Regions from separate parts of the Homo sapiens genome. Here all the other regions are linked to region 2. Evidence: chromatin contacts called from ENCODE Hi-C or POLR2A ChIA-PET data. All regions are on one chromosome and are shown on one strand. Each heading gives the region's core, a stretch centred on a gene start or an enhancer-like site at or near the end of the contact. The rest is flanking DNA. Distances are from core to core; before and after follow the strand shown.

Region 1 (6,561 bases), core at 2,879-5,378, 780 kb after region 2:
CTCCCGGGTTCAAGCGATTCCCTTGCCTCAGCCTCCCGAGTAGCTGGGATTACAGGCAAGTGCCATCACACCTGGCTAATTTTTTTATATTTTTAGTAGAGACGGGGTTTCACCATGTTGGCCAGGCTGGTCTCAAACTCTTGACCTCTAGTGATCCACCTGCCTCGGCCTCCCAAAGTGCTGGGATTACAGGCATGAGCCACTGCGCCTGGCCAGTATAGCTATTTCTTAACTGAAAATAGAACTATCATTCAATCCAGCAATCTCATTACTGGGTATCTAGTCAAAGGAAAAGAAATCATTACATCAAAAAGATACCTCCTCTCATATGTTTATTTGCACTTCTATTTACTTTGGCAAAGATGCAGTCAACCTAAGTTTCCATCAACAGATGAATAGGTAAAGAAAATGTGGCATGTATACACAATGGAATAATATTCAGAAATGGAAAAGAATGGGTCAGGTGCAGTGGCTCATGCCTGTAATTCCAGCACATTGGGAGGCCGAGGCAGGTGGATCACTTGAGGTCAGGAATTTGATACCAGCCTGGCTAATGTGGCAAAACCCTGTCTCTACTAACAATACAAAAATAAGCCAGGTGCGGTAGGTGTGCCTGTAGTCCCAGCTATTTGGGTGGCTTATGCATGAGAATCACTTGAACTTGGGTAACAGAGGTTGCATTGAGTCAAGATCGCACCACTGTACTCCAGCCCGGGGGACAGAGCAAGACGCTGTCTCAAAAAAGAAATAAGGAACGAAATAATATTTTTTACAACATGGATGGAACTAGAGGCAATCATCTTATGTGAAACAGCTCAGAAACAGAAAGTCAAATATTGCATGTTCTTACTTATAAGTGAGAGCTAAATAATGTGTACACATAGAGGTAGAGTGTGGAATGATAGACAATGGAGATTTGGAAGGTTGGGAGTAAGTAGGGGTAGATGATGAGAAATTACTTAATGAGTAACTATGTTACTCAAGAAATGGATATCCTAAAAGCCCTAACTTTACCACTCTAATCTATGCATGTAACATAATCACACTTGTACTGCATACATTTATACAAAGAAAAAAATAAATAAAAGCTTTTTCTAGTTATATAAGAACTACATTTTAACAGTTACCATCTCAAACTTTTAAATGAGAAAATTACATATGTTGTACACTATATCCTTTGGCCAATGAATGGCCCACCTTCATGTGAAAAAAATTCTCCATAAGGATGAAACTTTGGAGGAGCTATGTGTGTAACAGGAGAAAGACAATACTTCCTTGGCCAGATCATATCAACTTTTGTGGTCTGCAAAATGTTAGTAATAGTAGTACTAGACTTTCAGTTGCTCTAGTCTGAGGTAAGTGTTACTTCTCTGTAAGACTTAAGATTTTACATTTAGCAGAAGATCTAGTTTACCATTATAGATGTGGAAAGAATAAGATGCAGTTGATTGAGATTCTAGATCCTTCTTAAACACTCACTCTGGTAAGGGGAAGGCTGAGAAAGGATAGGACACTAACCCTGCCAAGAACTTTTTTAAGTTGGGAGAAAAAGGTTCAGTGAGAGATCCAGGGGCAAACCTAAGTTTCAGTATAACTTTCTGCATCACAGTTGAGAGTTTAAACTGCTAAGATATTTTGTTCATTGTAAACCGGCAGAGAAAAGCAGAGAGACAACAGCCAAATCCGGAAAATATGTAGAACTCCATATGCTATTTCAGCTTCTAATACCCAGCATCAGTTTCTAGTTGAAGAACTATTAATACAAAAATGGAAGGATACAAGAATAGAGTGTGAATGCAGCCAAGAGGAAGAGGACCTGACATATGGAGAACTTTTCCAAACAGCTAGTACTTTTCTTAAAGAAATACAGAGTTTATATCCCAGAGAGATTTCTGCAAATACTCTATAAACAGGACTCAGTATTTTGTCAAATATTTGGGTTTAGTTTTTGAAAATTTAAAGAATATCATAAAATTTAGGCCTAATCAGGATGCTAAAGATGAATTGATGTATAAGTATAATGCTCTTCACACGTGTTTATAGCTGATATAAGATTATTAATAACAAATATGTACATTTTATGTTAATTCTTCTGAAGCAATTTTGAAGAATATAATGCTAGAATCACTGCTATATTAAAAATTCTAAACTTTGGATACATTTTTAATTTGAACAGATTATTAGCACCTTGATAAAGGACTAGATGTTGACAGACAAAGAGAATGTGAAGATATTTGTTGAGGTGGAAAAAAAAAAAACTGGGATTATAACGTTTAAAGGCTTCCTTCCGGAGAACTCAATGAGCAAATCAAGAAAGTATAAAAGTGCGCCTAGTAGCTTCATTATGCTAATGTTAACAGTTGCTGAATTATGGCAGATAAACCTGAAATTGGCAAAATGGAAACTCTAATGACATTTTTCACAAAATTCAATGTTTTTATTTTAATATAATTTAATGTCACATTTTGGCAAAAATAGCATGATTCAGCCAGGCTGGCTTATGTGTCTCCATATCTTACAAATGGCAGTCACAAAATTTTTCTAACTTAGCTTCTATCTTAGTCCATTTGGGCTTCCATAACAAAATCCTGTAAACTGGGTGGCTTATAAACAATAGGAATGTATTTCTTATAGTTCTGGAGGCTAGGAAGTCCCAGATTAAGACATTGGCAAATTCAGTGTTTTGTGATGGCCCACTTCCTGGTTCATAGGCAGTCATCTGTTCACCCAAACCTCACATGGCAGAAGGGGTGAGTGGTCTTTCCCTGGTCTCTTTAAAAGGGAACTAATTCCATTCATGAGAGCTCCACCCTCGTGGATAAATCAATTCCCAGAGGCTTCTTATCCTAATACCATCACTTTGTGGGCTTGGATTTCAACGTACAAATTTTAGGGGAACACAAAGACTTACCATAGTAAACCTCCTACTTCAGTTTTTGATCAGTGTTTCATATAATATCTTAGAGATAGCTCCATAGGAGTATGTAGGGAACTGCCTCATTCTTTTCAGTGGTTGCTTTGGTTTCTGTTTCTTTGAATGGATAATTTATTTAACCAATCCCTCATTAATGAACATTTAGTACTATAGTAAGTATCCTTATGTATATATATTATTTTGTACCTGTGCAATATATCTGTAGGATAAATTCTTACAGGTGAAATTGCTGAGTAAAAGAGGTTGTTCTTTTTCATTTTTATAAGATTTTGCCAAATTGCTATCCATAGAGGTTGCTATCTATAGAGTTATATTCCCTACAAAGAATTATGAGTAAAAAATGTATTAATTATCAAAAAAATACAGTAATTATCAGAAAAACAAATAATATTAATTCTGTGACTACAAATGACTTCTAGACCCGTTATAGTAATATGCAAGTTAATTCTTTAATGTTGATGGCCTGCCATCTGCTACCTACTATACTTTGAAGTAAATGAGCTTCCATTTCAAAAACTTAGCGATCCCATTTTTAACACTTAATTTAAATAACCTAATACTATTACTAGCTAACATTACCCAGGAGGCTGAGTCAGGAGGATCACTTCAGCCCAGCAGTTCAAGACCATCCTGGGCATCATAGCGAGACCATATCTCTAAAGAAATTAATCCTTTTTTTTAGCCATATGTGGTGGCACTTGCCTTTAGTCTCAGCTACTTCAGAGGCTGAGGCCAGAGGATCGCTTGAGCCCAGAAGTTTGAGGCTTCAGTGAGCTGTGAGCACACCACTGCACTGCAGTCTAGGTGACAAAATGAAACATCTCTTTATAAAAATAAAACAATTTCCTAGCATGTGTCAGGCATTGTTCTAAGTGGTTTATGTATTTCAACTTATTTAATTTTCACAACAGTCCTACAAGCAATTATAATTGTTTTCCCAATTTACAGGTGAGGAAACCGAGGCCCGAGATATTATGTATCTTGGCAGAGCTGGTAACTTGTAGGGCTAAACCCTAGCCCTATAAGTTATTTTGAAAAATCATGCTGAACACACATATACACATCTATAATTTCTTAAGTTTGTATTCACACTCTCATCGCAAATAATCCTTATCTTTTTTGTATCTTTTTGTGCTTGCAAACCTGCCTTTTACAGATGCGGCAAATTAAAACAGAAAGTTGTTGGTTTCGTTTTTGTTTTGTCCTGAGATACCTAGAAAATTAGAAACCAAGTTGAAATGGTCTTATGACAATCCCAGGTATGATAAATAAATGTATCATAATTTAACATTTTTCATTTTAAGTTGATGACCCTCAAGTTATTTCAGAAATGTGCCAAAGAAGCTCCTAAGAAACGTTTATAATAATAAATGTTAAAATGTTTTTTTTAAAAAAATAACTTCCTGTGGTTCTTTCAGTAAGCTTTCATGACACTTTTTATCTGCAGGCAAGTGGCTGTATTCTCCTGTGTCTTGACATGCAGGCTTAGGTGAAATATTGTGGGCATAAAAATTGCGTTTGGTAGGTCTGCTAGAAAGGGGTCATGTAAAAGTCATCTTTGATTTGTTAATGGAATTCTTTTTTAGATGTAGTATATGGCAGTAGTGATGTGCATCCTAAGGGAAAAACCGGTCTCTTTTGTAAAGGTTTATTTTCATATTTATACACTGTAGTTCTGTTGCGTGTTTTTGATTTAGTAACAATTTATGTGTTTTTCTGTCGCAGAGCACTGCAGCCTGTGGTGTTGAGGCTCACAGCGATGCCATCCAGCCCTGCCACATCAGAGAGGCCATTCGACGCTACAGCCACAGGATTGGCCCACTTTCCCCATTCACAGTACGTAATAACAGAGTTATAAAAAGTTATATTTATAATATGAAAGAATTTTGATTTTCAAGTGGTCAAATGAAGAAGCAATGGAATTGTTGAAAGCAATTTGTGGTGACTGTAATTTTGTTGTATAAAAGTGGCATAATTCTCTTGGGAAATGAAAGTCATTTTCATCTCTTTTTGGAAGGACACTTTTTTTCTACAAAATATTATTTTCTTTCAATTACAAATTAAGTTTTTTTGTTGAGGTTTATAGTTTCTATTTTTCAAAGCTTAGGTTTATAAAACGTTATTCTCAAATTATATGTATCTAAATATTGCTAGTAGCACTTTATATTTTAAAATTGGTTAGATTGGCATTACCACTTCTATCAGATATCCTTCTCCTAAACATGCTTTTAGTTGGAAGAAGAAGAGATATTTCTTTACTGGCTTTGAACTAAGCTGAAATGCAGACAGCCTTTTACATCTTCAAATGATTTGAAAACTTATAATCAGGGTTTTGTGTTGTTTTAATGGGGAATTAAAGACCTGATATTTCAACAGTCTAAAGAAAGTGTGTGCAGGTGTGTGTGTTTTAATTAAATGCTCATCTTATGGCCCTTTAAAAAAAAGATCTTATTTGTGTTAAGAGAAATTTCTTCAAGTCCTACTCTGTTTATAAGGAAGTAGTTCAACAGAAAGTAAAGTTTGATATACCTAACTGAGGAAAGTCAAATTTACTTTTTTGATACTCTGTTTTAACAAGCTAATGAAAATGTATATGTATAACATTATACATAAACAAATGAGAAAATAAATAGTATTACATAGTATACATTTTTACCTGAGTGGATTTTACTATTCATAAAAGTCATGATTTTGTCTATATTATCTTTTTTCCTTATGTTTAGTTAAATAGAATGCTTTCTTTCCATCCTTTATTTTTTTTAGTTGTTGTTAATTATGTAGATAGATTCTCTGTGTAACAGGAAGAACATGTTTTATAAATGTCTCCAGAAGCTCTCTGTAATGGTGAAACTTTGCACTTTTAATATTTGAAGTTTATCTTATATAAGAACATGATTTTAATATTGCTGATTAAAGCAATATATCCTTTTGCATGAATGTTTTTGAAGTCTTATAATTGAAAAGAAATAATTAAATCAAGTTTCTTTTACATGATGGGTGAAGCTGTTTTAAATGACAGGCCAGAAGGAAGATGAACATGAAAAATTATGAATGAGAAAAATAAGAGATAATTGGAAGTAAGAATTTAAAAACCAACTGAGAGTGAAAAAAAACTTATAATGAAAGATTAAAAATATCAAATCCATCGAAAACAGTCAAATAATGATGAATAGGTTGAGACAGTGGAAGGGAAAAAGAAGAAAAAAGAGGCAGTGTTTGATAATAATCTAGAAGCAATTAAAAGATAGCAAAGGGAAACATGATTTTTGAGAAATAACCTAAAATGGTAACTAAAAGTAATGAATAAGATTACATAAAGGAAAATGTATCTGATACAAGGAGAAAATGCCCTAATCATGAAGTCTGCATTATTTCCTCAAAAAGAAGCGGTAGCTGCTTCTCTCTTCAAAGTTTTTGTTTTTAAAATAGACTGGACAGATCACCTGAGAGCCATCGTGGTTGATGACACTATTTACATACATGTGTGTGTGTATATCTTTTCCCCCATGTCCAACCTGGTACTTATGTATTACTACTTTTACAATCTAAGACTGTTAGTATTAGTATATGATAAAAATGCACTTTAAGCTAGCTTCAGGTATTGCCTAAGCTAATTTGGATCTAAT
Region 2 (5,978 bases), core at 2,016-4,515:
TCAAAGAAAATGTCTGTGATAGGTGGAGGGAGATTTTGTTCCCCAAGGTTGGTTCTCCAAGCTGAATAGACAAAGGTGCAAGAAACAGGGAAATTCTCAAGCAAAATAAGTTGTATTTGCCGGAAAGTCTATCTGAGTGAGAATTCTCAAAATATTTTCTAAAGCTCCGAACTGTTTGGAGAACGTAGCCACAGTATATACAGAAATAAATGCCCCATTTTCATTAGAAGAGCCTGTGTGTATAAAGGGACGCATCCAGGCTTTGGGGCCAGACATTGGTTCAAATCCCAACCCTGTCACCTTCTACTCAGATAACCTCAGACAAGTCACCTAGAACCACTGAACCTCCGTTTTCTCATCTCTAAAATGTAATGGCACCTACTTTTACAGACTTATTGCAAGGAATAAATAAGATAATCTATGTAAAAGCACTCAGGGACCAGGTGAGGTGGCTCACCCCTATAATCCCAGCACTTTGGGTGGCCAAGGTGGGCAGATTACCTGAGGTCAGGAGTTCAAGACCAGCCTGGCTAACATTATGAAACCCCGTCTTTACTAAAAATACAAAAATTAGCCGGGCATGATGGCGGGTGCCTGTGATCCCAGCTACTCGGGAGGCTGAGGTGGAAGAATCACTTGAACCTGGGAGGCGGAGGTTGCAGTGAGCCGAGATCGCGCCACTGCACTCCAGCCTGGGTGACAGAACGAGACTCCATCTCAGAAAAAAAAGCAAGCACTCAGCACCATGCCTGGCATATAGTCAGCACTCGCCAGATGTTAACTGCTATCATTACATTGCTAATAAAATAATACCACAACATTCTTCTGAGTGTAGAGGTACAGACATACAAGAAAATCCTCTCTTTCTACAAGAAATTTCCTCAGGATTATAATTCTGATGCCTGTATGACTTAAGACTAACCCACAAGAAAATGTCATGGGGGACTGTGATACATACTTCCTAAAATTTGTTTCCTGTTCTACCCAACAGCCCTTGTGTTTTTGGAGTTCTAAAACTGAAGCCATGTGGTCAGTATAAATGGCAGAGTATTAATCAACTGAAAATAAATATTTCTGAGATCCAAGGGCAATAAAACCCTGTGGAAGCACCCACCCCCTACCCATTACTCAAATTCAGACACAAAGAGACTGCGTCTGTCTTCATCCTCACCATGATGACCCTTCATTTCAAGCAATGGAATATTTACAGCATCATAGTGGAGCTTGGGGTACAAGTGGGGCATGGTGCTGATAGCCCTGTGTTCGGTGGGACACTGCCCTGGTGGTGGCAACTGGTGCATGCTTCAGTTCTCCTCCTTGATCCTCAGCCACGCTCAAGTCGGTGTTTGCTGCGCAACTCAGCGTCGCTGCTGCCCCTGCTAATGAGAATTACATTGTCATGTAATAAGTACCTTCCTTGAGTCCATGAAAATAAAAAAAAAGTCTTAAAAAGAAAGGAAGAGCATCATTTCCACGTTTGAGGACCTCAAGATTGGTTAGAAATTAACTATGACACCTGCCCCAAGTGGTCAAGATGTTGTCCAATAATAAGTTGTCACCAGGCTGGGTGCAGTGGCTCACGCCTGTAATCCTGGGATTTCGTGAGGCTGAGGTGGGTGGATTGTCTGAGCTCAGGAGTTGAGACCAGCCTGGGCAACACGGCAAAACCCCGTCTCTATCAAAATACAAAAAATTAGCCGGGTGTGGCAGCATGTGCCCGTAGTCCCAGCTACTTAGGAAGCCGAGGCAGGAAAACTGCTAGAACCCGGTAGGCAGAGGTTGCAGTGAGCCGAGATCGCACCACTGCACTCCAGCCTAGGTGACACAATGAGACTCTGTCTCTAAAAATAAAAATAAAAATAAAAAAGTTGTCACCAATAATTGAAAAGTGGGCTAGTTTATTCATTCATTTCTAATCAAGCAGATGCCACAGTGTTATTTGATACTAACATCTGATCTTTGATACTAATATCTGACCTCTCACTTCAAAAATTGGGAAATATTTCTTCACATGGTTCCTCTGACACCGTGAGCCAATGGCCTCTTGCTGGGCACTCATGAGGTATAGAGCCTAACATTATTAGCTTAATAATAACAACTTTTAAAAACCTAGAGAACAATAAAATGAATAAAGTGCCTCAGATATTGCACTTAACTCCGTTCCCTAAGTCAGCAGCTACAACAATGCTGGTTTGAGTTGATTGATCCAGTTCATGGGCAGACCTGAAGCCGGCTCAGCCCCACATTTAGGTAAGATCCGAGGGGCGCCAAGAAACTTACCCTTGGTGGTGGCATTCCAGTAAGTTATTCATATTTTGAGTGAAGGGAGTGGGAGTTTGGAGCTTTGTTTGTTTTACCTTTTTGTAAAGCAGTGGAAACCCTCTTTCAAACAAAATCTCTGAGGGCCCCTATGTAGACGATACTAGCGCATTCTTAAGTAGTATTTACTGTATGCCAGATGTTTTAACTCATTTAGTCCAACAATTCTACAAGGTAGATACAGTGTGCTGTTACTGTTCATACTTTACAGATGGCAAAATTAAGGCACAGAGAAGTTAAATGATATGCCCAACATCACACAGCTGTAGGTGCTAGAGCTGGGTTTCCATCCTGCCTGGTCTGGCTCCAGAGCCCACCCTTTCATAGATCACACTGTGTGACCCCAGTATAGAGTGTTTTTAAGGAGGCGTATAAAATCAGAACAGCTCTGGCTGGAGCTCTGATAGAGGGCGGAGGGTTCCAAGCTTTCTATAGTGACCCTCAGGTACATCCAAGGAAGATGAGGACTTCAGGAAACCAGTGGATTAAGACTTTATCTACCTAAGATCACTTTAAGATCACATTTACTTCTTGAGGAGTAACAAATTAGTGCATTAGTAGGAATCTATTTCCAATTACCAGGGTCTTTAGAGAATGAAACTTAGGTAAGTGGTGACTGGGAGTCCCTGGCTACAGGGCAGGGATATGGAGAGCACACGGGTAGAGGGAGTGCTGGACTCGAGTCTGGACAGTAGGAGGGGAGGGGGCTGAGAGAGGCAGTGCCTCCAGGACAACCAAGCCTCTACTTGACAGGCAAGCTGGAGGTCAGGCTAACAGCAGTGCTTGTGACCAGTATTTGAAAGGGCCTCCGGGCAAGCCACTCTCTGGGTGCTGAACACTAAACAGCAGGTTGGTCCCTGGCAGAGGCATAGCGTGACCAGAGCCGTGGGGGTGGGTGAGGAGAACAGTCTGACGTGAGAGTGTCAGGGCTCCCCCCATGAGGTGACACTCAAAGTTTCAGTTTTTATCTTGATAAAAAGTTTGCAATTTTCACAATTGCAGAACAAATAGAACCATGACTCATATTTCACAATTTGCCTGGCAAATTCACTATGTGATCATGTTTCTGACAACTGCATGTTTTCCAGGGGTGAGGGGACATCAGGATAGAACATTTGGCCCGAGGGGCATGTTATAATGGGGGACAGTGGGACACACATTGCCCCCACTTCATGTCTTAGGTTCAATACCAGAAGCCAGTGATTCATGCTGTGCACAGGTCTCAGTGGACCTGGGAGTACATCACAAATTCTGAGGTATCCATGTGTATATTTTACTGTCTGATTTTTAATCATCTCTGAGCCACATTTTCATCCTCTGGAACTTCACGGGATAAATTACTTGAGGTTCATCATTTAAAAATTTTTTTTGAAATTTGAATAGCATAAGTTTGAGTAGCAACTTTCAAGATAATGTAATTTAAGAGATGATGATACACGTGATGAAATGTGACACTTTAAAGGAACAATTAAAACACCCATTGAAACTGAAAAACCAGAGTTTCGCCCTCCGGTTTCTAACTAAGGAATTGAGTCAGAAGTTCTGTAGTCTTCTGTGGAAGAAATAGACATGAGGGCCAACTCTGTGTCACCCGTAGATAACACCTAGTACCACGTCAGCAGCATGAGATAATGAATTATTATTTGTCAAATGAATGATAAGTACATAGACGCAAATACATAAGCATACAGTCCACACCAGCTGAAATACAGGGCCCAGTCTTATTCTTAGGAATCATTTCCCTATTCAACATGCTAATAATATTTGTTCCTTTTTTTTTTTTTGAAACGGAGTTTCGCTCTTGTCGCCCAGGCTGGAGTGCAATGGCACGATCTCGGCTCACTGCAACCTCCGCCTCCCGGGTTCAAGCGATTCTCCTGTCTCAGCCTCCTGAGTAGCTGAGATTACAGGCTTGCGCCACCATGCCCAGCTAATTTTTTTGTATTACTAGTAGAGATGGGTTTCACCATGTTGGCCAGGCTAGTCTGAAACTCCTGACCTCAGGTGATCCATCCGCCTCGGCCTCCCAAAGTGCTGGCATTATAGGCATGGGCCACTGCGCCCGCCCATTTGTTCCTTTTTAAATAAGCGTTGATTAATCTTGGAAACAAGGTTTATATAGACAGCAGAAACTTATCTTGCAATGGTTATATCTCACATTCGTTGAGCACCTTTTACTCAGATCCCTTGAAATGGTCCAATTTTTGATTCTCAGAGCACTAGTGGGCTGTTAAGCCCCAAGGTAACTGTGATATTTTCCCATATCTCCCAAACCACCCAGTGTGGCAAGTGTAATTTTGTTCATTTTAGGAGATGAAGAATTGAGAGACATCCAAGCCACAAAACAGGAAGGGACAGAATTGAGATCCTAGGCCAGGTTAAGCCCAATGCCCGTGGTCTTTATATCAAGGGCTAACAGCCTTAGTGAAGATGGGGGTGTCTGCCTGCCCCTTCTGCAATGTCAGTACCGTGAAGGCTCATTGAACCTCAGTTTTCATCATGTAGAAATTTGACCCCTTCAGTGCTGCAAGGGCCTCCCAACAGGTCCCAAGTCCATGCTTATTCCCACCCAGGCTGCCCCCCACCTTCAGCCAGAGTGATTGCAAGTCTGGTCAGGTCACTCCCTTGTTGAAAACCCTTTAAGACTGCCCATTACATTCAGAATAAAGGCCCAAATCCCCACATGCCAAAAGCTCCTACCTGACCAGCCCTGTCCACCCCTTTGGGCTCCCCTGCTTCTGCCCAAGCCCTCTGCTCCCCAGACATGGGAATCACTTTCTCCTTCCTGTCACAGGGCCTTTGCATATGTTGTTCCATCTCCCAGAGGGTTCTTTCCCACCACAACACCTTCCGCCTTTCTCTTGTCTTAGCTTAAATGTCCCTTCCTCAGAGAGGCCCTTCATGATGACCTTCTGCAGTGCATTCCAGAGCACCCAGCACCCATCTTTCATTTCACTCATCACTGTTAGATCAGGATAATGGTTTACATAATTGTTTGTTTCATGTCTGTTTCACACATTGCCCAGAGGAGGAGGTATGAATTAAATAATACCTGTGAGGGCAGGAACTCTGTCCATCCCACTTATGTCTATGTTTATTACCAGTGTCTGCTTCAGCACCGGACATGTAGGAGATGCTCAATAGATGCTTATTCCATCCATGAGGCAATTCATCACCAAATCAGGACGCTGCTAATCTAGTTTTAGGCCCAAGATCTTGTAATCTCCAAGCATGTTTACCATCTGATATCTGATTGGTTCTGAGTTTTATCAGAACCAATGTGTGAGAAGCTGGTGGAGCTGAAGTGTAACATGCATTACAGGAAACCACTTACCACTCTGGGATCCCCTCTCCCCACTATGTTTTAATAAGCTTAATAATAGCGACAGCTAACATTTATTAAGTGCTATGTTCTCACCAGTACCTTAAGAGACTTTCATACAACCTAAGTCCACATGGCATGATCTTTTTAACTTAAGCCAGATCCTGTCCAAGCTCTGTTCATCTCCAGAGGCTCCATCTCACTTACAGTAAAAGCCCAAGTTCCAGGCATGGCCTGTAAGGCTCAAAGGGTTTGCTCCTCTCTGACCTCATCCTCAGCACACTCTGCCCATTTCACCGGGCTCCAGCCACACCAGCAGCCTCCCTGAAGCTCCTAG
Region 3 (5,604 bases), core at 1,722-4,221, 980 kb after region 2:
ACAATTCAGTAGCACTTAGTACATTCACAGTGTCATGCATCTGCTGCCTCTATTTAGTTGCAGAACATTTTCTTCACCCCAAAGGGAAAACTCATGCCCACGAAGCAATCACTCCCAAGTTCTCCTCATCCCAGGCCCTGGCAGTCACTGATGTGCTTTCTGTCTCTTTCCAGATGTTTCATATAAGCAGAATCATACAATATGTGACCTTCAGTGTCTGGCTTCTTAGCATGTTAGCTTGGCTTAGAAACTTAGCATGTTTCTGAAGTTCATCCATGTTGTTGCATGTATCAGAATTCCATTCCTTTTTATGGCTGAATAGTAGTATTTCTTTGTATGTATATACTACACCTTGTGTAGCCATTCATCTGCTGATGGACAACTGTGCCCACCTTTGGCTAGTGTGAATAATGCTCCTATAAGCATGTACGCCCAAGTATTTGTTTGAGTCCTTGCTTTCAATTCTTTTGGGCATATGCCTAGGAGGGGAGTTGCCGGGTCATATAGTAATTCTATATAATATACTTTTGAGGAATGGCCAAACTTCTTTCCGCAGGGCTGCATCACTTTACATTCCCACCAGTGGAAAGGTTCTGAGAATCCTCAGACAGATAGATAGTGGTAGGGGATGCATCTGATGGTTTTGTTTGAGTCAGGGTTAGGGGAGGCTGAGCTGGAGCTACTACCTGGTGCTCTCGTGGCACCCAAGTCCTCCGCCATTCCTAGAGCCCAGAACCGTGTGCGGCTCAGAGCAGGTCCTCAGAATTGAGGTGTAAAGGAAGCAGTGAAGACTAGGAAGATGGTCACAATGATGATCCTGGGTCGCAGAGTCCTGAGACACCACAGTCACACCGTGAAAGTCAAGGCTGAGACCTGAGACTACACAGGCTTCCCCACTCGGGCTCCTGCAGATAGCAGGCTGGGAGCTGCACTCCTTTGCAGATACCATTACTGGAGATAGGACTGCAACATGAAATGATGAAAATGTAAAACATCAGGGAACATGCTGTAAATCACTTATTTGCAACCTGCTGCCTCCCAGACATGCCCGATCGGAGTGAGATGCTGCAGCAGCTCGGGATTTCCACATGGCCTAGACCAGGTTTTCCTTCAGGTGCCAAGACCCTGACCTAAGAACTGAAACCATGTGGGGAAAACACCTTGGGGGCCTGACTCATCCTGTCCTCCAGCCGAAAGCATCGTCCCTGAGTCTTCTCCTGGCATCGAGCCCACCAGCCCCAGGCCTTGGGAAAACCCCTTTGCCCCTCCATGCCTGTGTTTTCCCAATTTGAGAAATGATGATGCCTTGGCTTGAACAGCCTCCCAGGCTCCCCAGCAGATTCCAGATGTATCTTTGATTCGTGGAATTTACCCATAGTCTTGGCTCTCCTCATCTGGTCTCAGTGAAAAAAAATCAAGAAACAAAGAAAAGAAGTGGCCAGTTCCACAAGGCCCTATGAACAGGCTTCTCAGGGCCAGTGTCAGCAGCAAGGCTCCTGAGGCCAGGGGTCCTGCCATCCACCTGCACTGGCCCAGATGGGAAAAGGGGCTGCTCAGGAATGTGTAGGGTTTCAAGCACAACTGGCATTCCTTCAAGTGTGCAGTATGAGGTATGGCCCCTTAGAAGCAAAACCCACACTGAAAATCAAACTAAGAGAGAAAGTGAAATGATGGGCTGTCTGCCTGCTTTCCCAAGCACTCCCCTCAGGACACCTTTAAATGCTTTAAGTGGAACTGTGTCTCTGCACACTTTTGCAGTTTCATGTATACTGTCTGAAGCAGAGGTTAATGTATATAGCCTTGTTGCAACTGGGTGGACTTTCTCAGTTCCCTGGTTGCTTGGCCACCAAAGCAAGCCCCGAGCAGGAGGGTGGAGGGCAGTAAGAGAAAGAGCATGGGATTTGGGGTCTCAGAGGATCTGCAAACCACAGCTGAGCTGTGGCTAACACCAGCGCCAGTGATGGAGGAGCTATAAATCTTGTGTGCCCTCCAGCGAGCCCTTCTCACCTCTGGGCCTCAGTTTCCTCCTTTCAACAGTGAGAACATCAGACCAGATGACCCTCCGGGTTGCTCCAATGTTCTAGGCAGTGGACCTTCATGGAGCAACTGAATATTCATGAAGTTGTGAGCAGGCCAGTCCTAGCCAGAGCCAAGCAGATGCACTAGCAAGACCCCCTCCCACCCATTAAAGAGTAATGATGGTGTGTCACAGTCCATCGGCTGAGTAGGCCACTCAATTCTCCATCTCATCTACCTTCTTTGATCTGAAGGTCACACAAATGGTTCCCCTTTAAGTGCATGGAGAATACTGTCCTGCCATAGGAACAGCATTTAACAAAGCTGGGGGCCCGAGGTGCCCAAAACCATCATCATAATAAAGTAAAAGATCAATGTATCCAACAATGCCACCCCTGTTTGCCAAATTTATCAGCCACAACAGCTTTGCTGTGAGGTGAAATGTTGGGGGCTGGGTTGGGGAAATCAGTCGCCTTTCCTTACTATGCAGCAGTTTAGCCATAATTCTTCTTCAGATTTACTTCCTGTAGCAGTCTTGTCTCCTCAGATTCTCATTTCTTAGAATCCTTTCATGATTATCCCATAGTGCCTAGAACAGGGCTGGGCACACAGTGGGTACTTAATAAGTATATATGGATCTGTTTTCAGGCGTGTCCAGGAAAAGAAGACTAGTATTTCAGTTACCTGTGGCTGCAGAACAAACTACCAATTTAGTGGCTTATAACAACGATTTATGATTTCTCATGAATCTGTGTTGACTGGATTCAGCTGGGTGGTTTGGCAGGGCTCATTTAGCAGCTGCTTTCATCTGGAAGCTTGTTTGAAGCTGGAATGTCCAAGATGGCCTCTTATCCTCCAGAGCTTCTCTCCCATGTCCCTGCATTATCCACTGGCCTAGTCTGGACTTCCTTTTAGCAGCAGGGTGGCTGGGTTCCAAGAGGAACTGTTCTAAGAAGACAAGCCTAGTGCGCAAGCACTCATAAAGCCACGGCTTGGATCATGCTTGTTAATATCCTTTTGGCCAAAGAAAGCCACATGGCAAACTCCAGAGTCAATGCAGGAGCGACCACACAAAAGTGTGACTTCTAAGAGACATAGTTCATTGAATGCCACAAAGCAATGACCTACCACAGCTGGTGAATCCCCTCTGCCCCCTTCGATGGGGATAGAGCCATGATACCCTGAGCCATCCTCTACCCTCCCAGAAAAGTAGAAGACAGGACAGGTTTCTCAGTGGAAAACCATCCTCCAGAGCATGTGAGGAAGTCAAGTCACCCACTGCCAAGTTAGGGAGGGAAGGTTCCTTGAGTCCCATCATGGTCATGCTCAAAATCTAGCAAAAGCTGGACTGTCTTTTCAGATCCTGGGGGACAAGTGGAACCTGTCACTTGCATTCATTCACTGAATATAGTACCTGAGCACTACCATCATGGAGCACTTGGGATCAAGGTGTATCAAGGGAACCTCTGCTACCAATAGCAGGAGAGGAACACATGCATTTCCACGCATGTCCTTGTTGGCCATGGGGATTGTCTTTTTCCACTGGGGAGTAATAATGTGGTGCAGTGGTTAATTGCATGGACCCTGTTGGCAGATGGCTTGGCTTCAGATTCTAGCTCTGCCACATACCAACTCTGCTGACCTGGGCAACCTGCCCAGCCCTCCTGAGCTATGGTTCCCGTGTCTAAATTCTCGTGAGGGTTAAATCACTTAATCCATGAAAAGCACTCAGAACAGAGGTTGGCATAAAATAAGCACCAGGCAAGCATTTGCTAATATTATTCATGAGTAACCCTTACATAAAGAATTCTTTTTTCAAATTACAAACCTAATATATACTCGATGTAAAAACAAACCAACCTTGCAATATCTGAAAAAAGAAAAAAGGGAAAACCCACTCACACAATTCCTCAACCCGAAAAGAATCCTCTTCACCTCCTGGCATGCACACTTAGTGTTTTCCTATGAAATATGTACACATAGCCATTCTTTTCATTACAAAAAATTGTCATACTGTTTGTAGCCTGCCAGTTAAAATGTAATAATATGTCAAAAATGTTGGCCATAAATATTAATCTACAATTTGATTTTACTATCAGCATGTATTTAATGATGTAATCTATCCTTTCCTGTGGGATATTTATATGATCTGTGATTTTTCACAAATAGAAGTAATGCTGTGATACATATCCTCATACGCATCCCTCATTATGTCTTCAGAATAAGTTCCTAGAAGAGGAAAATGCTGGGTTTGAATGGAATGCCTACCTGCAGGGTTGATTCAGATGCTGCTGTCCTGGCCTGGAGAGAATGAGTGTGCCTGGAAGGCATAGTAGGAGAGGAACATGTACCTGTCCTCCATGTCCTTGTCGGCCATGGGGATTGTTTTTTCTCACTAGGGAGTTATAGTATCAGCCTCTAGGCCAGGAACATTCTGCTGTGGTGTGGCTTCTCCTCTGCCGCAAGTAAGGCCAGAGCCGCCTTTAGAGCCTGTGGAGGCCAAAGCAACTCCATCTTGGAAGCTACCCACCATGTTGACTTCTGATTATCCGCAGTTCTGGGACGGCCTCTAAGATTTCCAGCATATCCATTGTTCCTTGTGTAAGAGCAAGTACTTACTATAAATCCTGCCCTTAGGTCAACCTTGATGTTATCATACTTCAACTGTCCTACACTTCCCTTCTGAACCACCCCTCCCCTGTGGTATATAAGCCCTGGGTCTGGAGGGTAATGGCACGTGGATCCACCATCTCCTCTCACTGCCACCTGAGACATAAACATGGTTTGTTTTCTTAAGTCTCTATTAAATGTTTCTAAGAAACTGGATTTGTCAGCCTCTTTCTTCAGCCTCTCAGCTTCTTCAGACTTTGGGGGTGGGATTGCATAGACCTGCCCATTGTAAACAGAGCCCCAGTTGCCTTCTGCCTGCCTGTAACCACTAACTGCCCCAGGTTTCCACCTAGTCCTCCTGCACCACTCTCTACACACAGAGTTTCAGTGTCCCAAAGAGAGACTTTGGCAGTAAACAGACATGCTTCAATATCCCTTTAGCAGGTGACCCCAATCCACGTATCCCTCTCGGATGCCCAACTCCAACCTGGACCTGTATTTCTGCCGGACTGTTCCACGGGATCCTCAAATTTAGCCCGGCCTAACCCACTCTTCTTGTCTGCTTTCCCATCACCTGTTCCAGCAAGCTATTTGAGCAGGTGTCCCGGCTTCAGGGGTCAGGCAGCATGGGTTTAATTCTGGCTCTGCATTTACCAGCTGGGTGATTGTGGGCAAATGACTCAACCCCCTTGAGCTGTAGTTTTTCTTAACTGCAAATTGAGGACTTTAATATGAGCCTCTCAGGGTTCTGAGGATTCAGTGGGGTGACAGCAGGTCTTACAGAGTAAATGTCTAATAAATGATAACAAGAGCAATACTGATATTATTTTTATTCTTACTACCCACTGCTCCAACTGAAAACCTCATAGTCATTCTTCCTTCTTCAAGTGTCTCTTCTCTTCCACAAAGCCAGGAAGTAAACCTTACAAATGGCCCCTGAACCCCTGCTGCTGCCCTGCTGCTGGCACACATGCATTA
Region 4 (5,963 bases), core at 761-3,260, 730 kb after region 2:
GCAAAGGAGGGTATGCAAAGTAACAAGGCGTGTTCATTTAACTATATGGGATACCTGGTGTGGTACAATAGGAGTATTACTTAAGAATTGTATAAAATCCAATTTAGTTTATCATGTTGTAAATGTACCTAAAAGGCACCAATAGAAAAGAATATTAACAGGATTGCTTTTGTGCTTTGAAGAATATTAATTTATTATTTTGGCAAGGACATATTTTCATTGTGTGGATTTCTGTTACTTATTTCAATGTTGTCCATGTTTTGTTTTGTTTCTAATCTGCATACAACGTTTGGGCAATCTGGTCATGAAACCTGTTGCCCCAGTGATTATAGGGTTTTTAGCCTGTTCTGACAGACCAAACTCTCTCCCTACTTTCACCCTCACCCTAGTCCTCCCATGTGGATCCTTCATGTTGCTTCTTACTCAATAGAATAACTATTATTCTATTACTTAGAACGAATAGAAAGGAAGGATGACCTTCCCAGACAGATGAGACCATGCTATGTCACAACACTGTGTTCCCACTTAAAGCCTACAAACTAATGAAACATACACAGTATGCATATTCTCATTGTTTAGCAAATCTATCTCTTCCCTCTGCATCATTTTCTTTATTATAGAATGACAGTTTTTATCTTTTACCAAACTGTTTGTAGTATACTTGTCTTTTTTCTGATACTCTCTTTAGATTGTATGGTATTATGACCAGAGCATGGGCTTTGGGGTCATATAGACCTACATATTAAAATCACAGTTCCATTCTTTATCCAAGGTATGTTACTAACCTGGACAAATTACTACATGTTTCTGAGTCTCAGATTCCTTTATCTGGACCTGCATCTTAGAAGTGTTGGGAAGGATTTGTGATAACATATGTAATATACCTGGCTCAGTTCAGCACATGGGTGTTTAAGAAATGGTAGCTGTCATTGACAGAATCTTCTTTATGAAAATATATAATATAGCAATATTCCTATGGAATTTACTTTAGAAATAATCTTCCCTTCATAGTGACTAGAATCAGAATCAAAGGATTTGCAGCATGCATAACATCAAGTTAGTGGAATATGTAATATTTACTACTACCACCGAGTAAAATGACTCAGAAAATGTAGTCTGAATATTCAGTAGGCACTATGATAATTCCATGACATTCGTCCACTTATATTTCATTAAGCAATGTATTCATTTTAGAATACATTTCTAGATCTTATGAAAACTGCATGTAGCGCAATCTGAGGGTTTCAATTCTATAAAACAAAACCAGTTTCTTATCAGGGCCACTACAGAGCATTTCACGTAGAATTTTTTAGATTATTGCAAATTTTATACATCTCTAAAGTTGTAACATGTAGTAGTAATGTCAAGTGAACTGCATAATTTTACTTGATCAGATAGAAAATTTTATATCTGAATAAGGAGTTTTGTGTAGAAGTCAGTAGTATAGTAGAAAGAGCACTGATTTTGGAATAGGAATCTTAAACTCTTTCTAGCAATATATTTTACCTTGGTGAAAAACCACAAAACTCTCATCCAAGTACTAAACAAACCTGACCCAGTTTAGCTTGTGAGATCAGATAAGATGCATGTAGGGTGGCAAGGTGGGGTGAAGAGTATACAGGAACTCTCTGTACTATTTTTGAAGTTTTTCTGCAAATCTAAAATTAGTTCAAAAATTTTTTTTAAAAAGTATTTTTAAAAAATCCAGAGAATCAGTAAGTTTCAGTTTCTTCTATAAATGGAAATGTAATAATAGCTTATCTTTCTCCCTGACACAGCTGTTGAGTGGATAAACATGTAAATAAGGCAGTATACATAAAACTTTAAAATACTGCTGTTCTATGCTGTGATTCTTCCTTACTTGACTTTACCCATTTTACTGATCTTCCCTTCCTCTTGCTGCCAAAATAGTCCTTTGCTTCTTTAAAGCTTTTGTGGTTACTTTATTTAAGGTGAAACACTGCCTCACATCACCAAGTTGCAAAAACAATTCTCCTTTCATCATCTTTCTTTGTAATCATTCCACACCCTCTGTGGCTTGCCTTCTTTAAGCTTCTTGCTTATGAACTAGGCCTGGTGGCCACTGACATTTAATCAAATAACAGTTATAATACATTTACTCATGAGTAAAGCCTGAATAAAATGTGGGCACTGACATCTAAGAGAGTGGAAATTTCATCATCAAATATCTTAACAGAAACCATTTTGTTAAATAACCATAATTACAGGTTTTGCACTTATGATTGCAGAGGATTTTGCTCTTCTGCATTCTTAGAAGCTCAAGGGACAGCCATTGTGTTCAGGCTACTTGAAATACCTATACTGAATCTAAGTATAGCCAAGCCTTCTTCAAGAGAAAAGTCCCTGCAAGACTTTATAATTCAAAGATTTTCACACCCACAATTATTTTAAAGATTATTTCTGTTTTTAAAAAATATTTTTAGTTTAGGTAAGTAGACTTTTCAGATAAGAATTCAAAATATGGCCGGGCGCAGTGCCTCATGCCTGTAATCCTAGCACTTTGGGAGGCTGAAGCGGGCAGATCACTTGAGGTCAGGAGTTTGAAACCAGCCTAGCCAACATGGTGAAACCCCGTCTCTACTAAAAATACAAAAAATTAGCCAGGCATGGTTGTGGTCACCTGTATTCCCAGCTATTCGGGACGCTGAGGCAGGAGAATCTCTCGAGCCCTGGAGGCAGAGATTGCAGTGAGCCAAGATTGCGCCACTGCACTCCAGCCTGGGCAACAGAGTGAGACTCTGTCTCAAGAAAAAAAAAAAAGACATTAATTTTCCAAATGTGTAGACATTTCTGCTTTTTCTTAAGTATTTAGGAATTTACGTTTACTACATCTGAAGCAAAGCATTTTTGATTGTTATGATTATTCTTGTATCTTCGTGATAGTCATACTTGGTAAAGACTATCATTTTCTCCTTTTCTTAGTGACTAAATCTTGGCATTCTCAGGAAAAAAATTTTCTTCCTTTTGTTTTATGTTAACTCATGCTTCTAGCTTAGATCAGTCTCTGTGACAGATTTCTATTGATGGACTTGCTCATTTCTGATTCGTGAAAACAACTCAGCCAATTACAAGAAAGGAAACTTTAGCATTAAGATGATTAAGAACGTTCCATTTAGAGGAATAAATAATTTAATTTTGTTTGTTTTGTTTCTAATCTTAACTCAAATGCTATCCAGTTATAAAAGCCTATTTTTCCTCGAGAATTTTTCCCACACTGGTGGCATTGTTTCCTTACTGGAGCATGACATACTCAGCATGAGTTTGCTTTTTTCATATTTTCTTTTTTTTAATAATGAGCTCATCATTTTACTTACTCTGCTTATCAAAAATCAGAAGTAATTTGATGTTTATATTATTAATAGGACTCTTTCCAAGTATATTGACATTTCAATTTTTTTCCCAATAGTGTTTGAGGAACAGGTGGTTTTTGGTTACGTGTATAAGTTCTTTAGTGGTGATTTCTAAGATTTTGGTGCACTGTAACCCGAGCAGTGTACACTGTACCCAAGTGTAGTCTTTTATCCCTCACCCCCTCCCACCCTTCCCACCAAGTCTCCAAAGTTCCTTATATCATTCTTATGCCTTTGCATCTTCATAGCTTAGTTCTTACTTATAAGTGAGAACATAAGATAATTAGTTTTTCATTCCTGAGATAATTCACTTAGAATAATGATCTCCAACTCCATCCAGCTTGCTGCAGATGCCATTATTTCATTCCTTTTTATGGCTGAGTAGTATTCCATGGTATATATATACCACATTTTCTTTATTCAGTTGTTGGTTGATGGGCATTTAGGCCCAACTTAGTTCGTTAGTTAGAATACTTATGGTTTTCTATATAAAGAGTCAACTTTTAAAATATTTATAAACTGGGAGAGTGAAACTAAGAAGATAAATTACAGATAGTAAAAGCTATAAACTGGTCGTCTTTTTTGTTTGTTTGTTTGTTTGTTTGAGATGGAGTCTTGCTGTGTCACCCAGGCTGGAGTGCAGTGGCCCGATCTCTGCTCACTGCACCCTCCGCCTCCTGGGTTCAAGTGATTCCCCTGCCTCAACCTCCCGACTAGCTAGGATTACAGGCACCCACCACCATGCCCAGCTAATTTTTGTATTTTTAGTAGAGACGGGGTCTTACCATATTGGTCAGGCTGGTCTCGAACTCCTGACCTCAGGTGATCCACCTGCCTCGGCCTCCCAATAAACTGGTCATCTTAATACATCATTGAGCCAGTTATCTCTGCTACTCATTAACATTTCTGGCAGCAGTAGGGTAGCTTTCACATAGGGTATAGAATTTTTATCAGAGGTGAAGAGAGGTCTTATTGTATTGACTCAGGGAAGTTAAATATAGCAACATTTGTTCTAGTCTGTTTTAGGAGCAGTTTTTCCTAAGTGCTTTATAGATAGCCTGTCATTTTTGCAACAGACCATGATGTCAGGACCAAGGAGGGTTTTGATAGAAATGACACAGCATGATTTGCATTTTTAAAAGGTCACTTTGTCCGGTGTGTGGGGATTACTTTTTCCTTTGGTACCATGATCTTCCTGTGAAATGGCCTCTGTTTTGAAACCAGAAGCACAATGCTTACTCCTTGAAGGGACGGCAATGTGTATAGTACAGTAGTTTTCAAGTTGTGTTTTGCAGTTTTTGGTATTTCATTGAGAAGTACTTTGCAGAGGAGAAAGAATATTGGAGGACTGTGAGTCTTCTTCCCTCACCTCTATCAAAGCATCTCTGGTTTCAGCACCTTCATTTATGAGGGTTCCATAAGGTATCTCTTAAATTACACAAACACAAACACACACAATTTATACACACACATTATACATATATGTGTGTATATAGTTATACAGACATATATATATTTATATATACAAACATGTATATATGAATATATATATACACAAATACATATTTTCAAATGTTCACATACACCTACCCCACCCAGCATATACACACGTAGCCAAACCCCTTTTGTAGTAAAAAGAGCATAAACTTTAGAGTAAGACAGATCTCATTTCAGATTGCAGCACACATTGCTTAGCAACCTTGGACAAGTTACCTAATATATGTGAGCCATAGCAGGAAGACTCATTAGGAGTCTGTTATAGCAATTGATACAGTTTGGCTGTGTCCCCACCCAAATCTCATCTGGAATTGTAGTTCCCATAATCCTCACGTGTCGTGGGAGGGACCTGGTGGAAGGTAATTGAATTATGGGGGCTGTTACCTCCATGCTGTTTTCATGGTAGTAAGTGAGTTCTCAGGAGATCTGATGGTTTTATAAGGGGCTTCTCCTCTTTGCTGCCACCATGTGAAGAAGGATGTATTTGCTTCCCCTTCTGCCATGATTGTAAGTTTCCTGAGACCTCCCCAGCCCTGCAGAACTGTGAGTCAATTAAACCATTTTCCTTTATAAATTACCCAATCTCTGGTATGTCTTTATTAGCAGTGTGAAAACAGATTAATATAGGAAATTGGTACCAGGTAGTGGTGTGCTGCTGTAAAAATACCTGAAAATGTGGAAGTGACTTTGGAAGTTGGTAACAGGCCAAGGTCGGAACAGTTTGGAGGCCTCAGAAGAAGACAGGAAAATATGGGAAAGTCTGAAACTTCCTAGAGACTTGGAGGGCTCAGGAGACATGAAGATGTAGGAAAGTTTGGAAATTCCTACAGACTTGTTGAATGGCTTTGACCAAAATGCTGACAGTAATGTAAACAATGAAGTCCAGGCTAAGGTGGTCCCAGATGGAGATGAGGAAGTTGTTGGGAACTAAAATAATGGTGACTCTTGCTGTGTTTTAGCAAAGAGACTGGCAGCATTTTTTCCCTGCCCTAGAGGTCTGTGGAACTTTGAACTGGGGAGAGATGATTTAGGGTATATAGCAGAAGAAATTTTTAAGCAACAAGTCATTCAAGAGGTTCCTTGGGTGCTGTAAAA

The links. Hi-C counts contacts between places; a loop is a spot of excess contacts on that map. ChIA-PET counts read pairs that join two places held with the same protein, here RNA polymerase II (POLR2A). Pooled maps may share reads with other maps.
Region 1: a pooled map shows a loop between it and region 2 (18-fold over the local background). The contact joins two enhancer-like sites. A Hi-C loop is called at or near these places in 1 of 37 single-sample maps with no recorded cell type and 13 of 50 pooled maps. POLR2A ChIA-PET finds 5 or more read pairs at or near these places in 1 of 52 experiments (activated T-cell).
Region 3: a map of posterior vena cava shows a loop between it and region 2 (6-fold over the local background). The contact joins two enhancer-like sites. A Hi-C loop is called at or near these places in 1 of 168 maps with a recorded cell type or tissue (posterior vena cava), 4 of 37 single-sample maps with no recorded cell type and 4 of 50 pooled maps.
Region 4: a loop to region 2 is called in a map of CD4-positive, alpha-beta memory T cell, with 2.9 times the contacts of the local background. The contact joins two enhancer-like sites. A Hi-C loop is called at or near these places in 2 of 168 maps with a recorded cell type or tissue (CD4-positive, alpha-beta memory T cell and naive thymus-derived CD4-positive, alpha-beta T cell), 1 of 37 single-sample maps with no recorded cell type and 7 of 50 pooled maps. POLR2A ChIA-PET finds 5 or more read pairs at or near these places in 1 of 52 experiments (Panc1).

Annotation. Positions count from the first base shown.
Region 1 is chr6:44,930,863-44,937,423 of GRCh38, reverse strand. SUPT3H (SPT3 homolog, SAGA and STAGA complex component) reads left to right here. Exons shown (of 11, transcript NM_003599.4): 10 at 4,661-4,771. Among named protein-coding and RNA genes, the nearest start is that of MIR586, 260 kb to the left of the region's middle. Within about 2 kb of position 4,128, at least 4 of the 41 ENCODE cell types and tissues checked have a DNase peak (open chromatin) inside an H3K27ac peak, as active enhancers do.
Region 2 is chr6:45,707,903-45,713,880 of GRCh38, reverse strand. No RefSeq gene overlaps it. Among named protein-coding and RNA genes, the nearest start is that of RUNX2-AS1, 130 kb to the right of the region's middle. Within about 2 kb of position 3,265, at least 4 of the 41 ENCODE cell types and tissues checked have a DNase peak (open chromatin) inside an H3K27ac peak, as active enhancers do.
Region 3 is chr6:44,731,383-44,736,986 of GRCh38, reverse strand. All of the region lies in intron 1 of LOC101929770 (a long non-coding RNA gene), which reads right to left. Among named protein-coding and RNA genes, the nearest start is that of MIR4642, 300 kb to the right of the region's middle. RefSeq lists enhancers at 990-1,039, 1,280-1,369. Within about 2 kb of position 2,971, at least 3 of the 41 ENCODE cell types and tissues checked have a DNase peak (open chromatin) inside an H3K27ac peak, as active enhancers do.
Region 4 is chr6:44,973,183-44,979,145 of GRCh38, reverse strand. All of the region lies in intron 6 of SUPT3H (SPT3 homolog, SAGA and STAGA complex component), which reads left to right. Among named protein-coding and RNA genes, the nearest start is that of MIR586, 220 kb to the left of the region's middle. Within about 2 kb of position 2,010, at least 3 of the 41 ENCODE cell types and tissues checked have a DNase peak (open chromatin) inside an H3K27ac peak, as active enhancers do.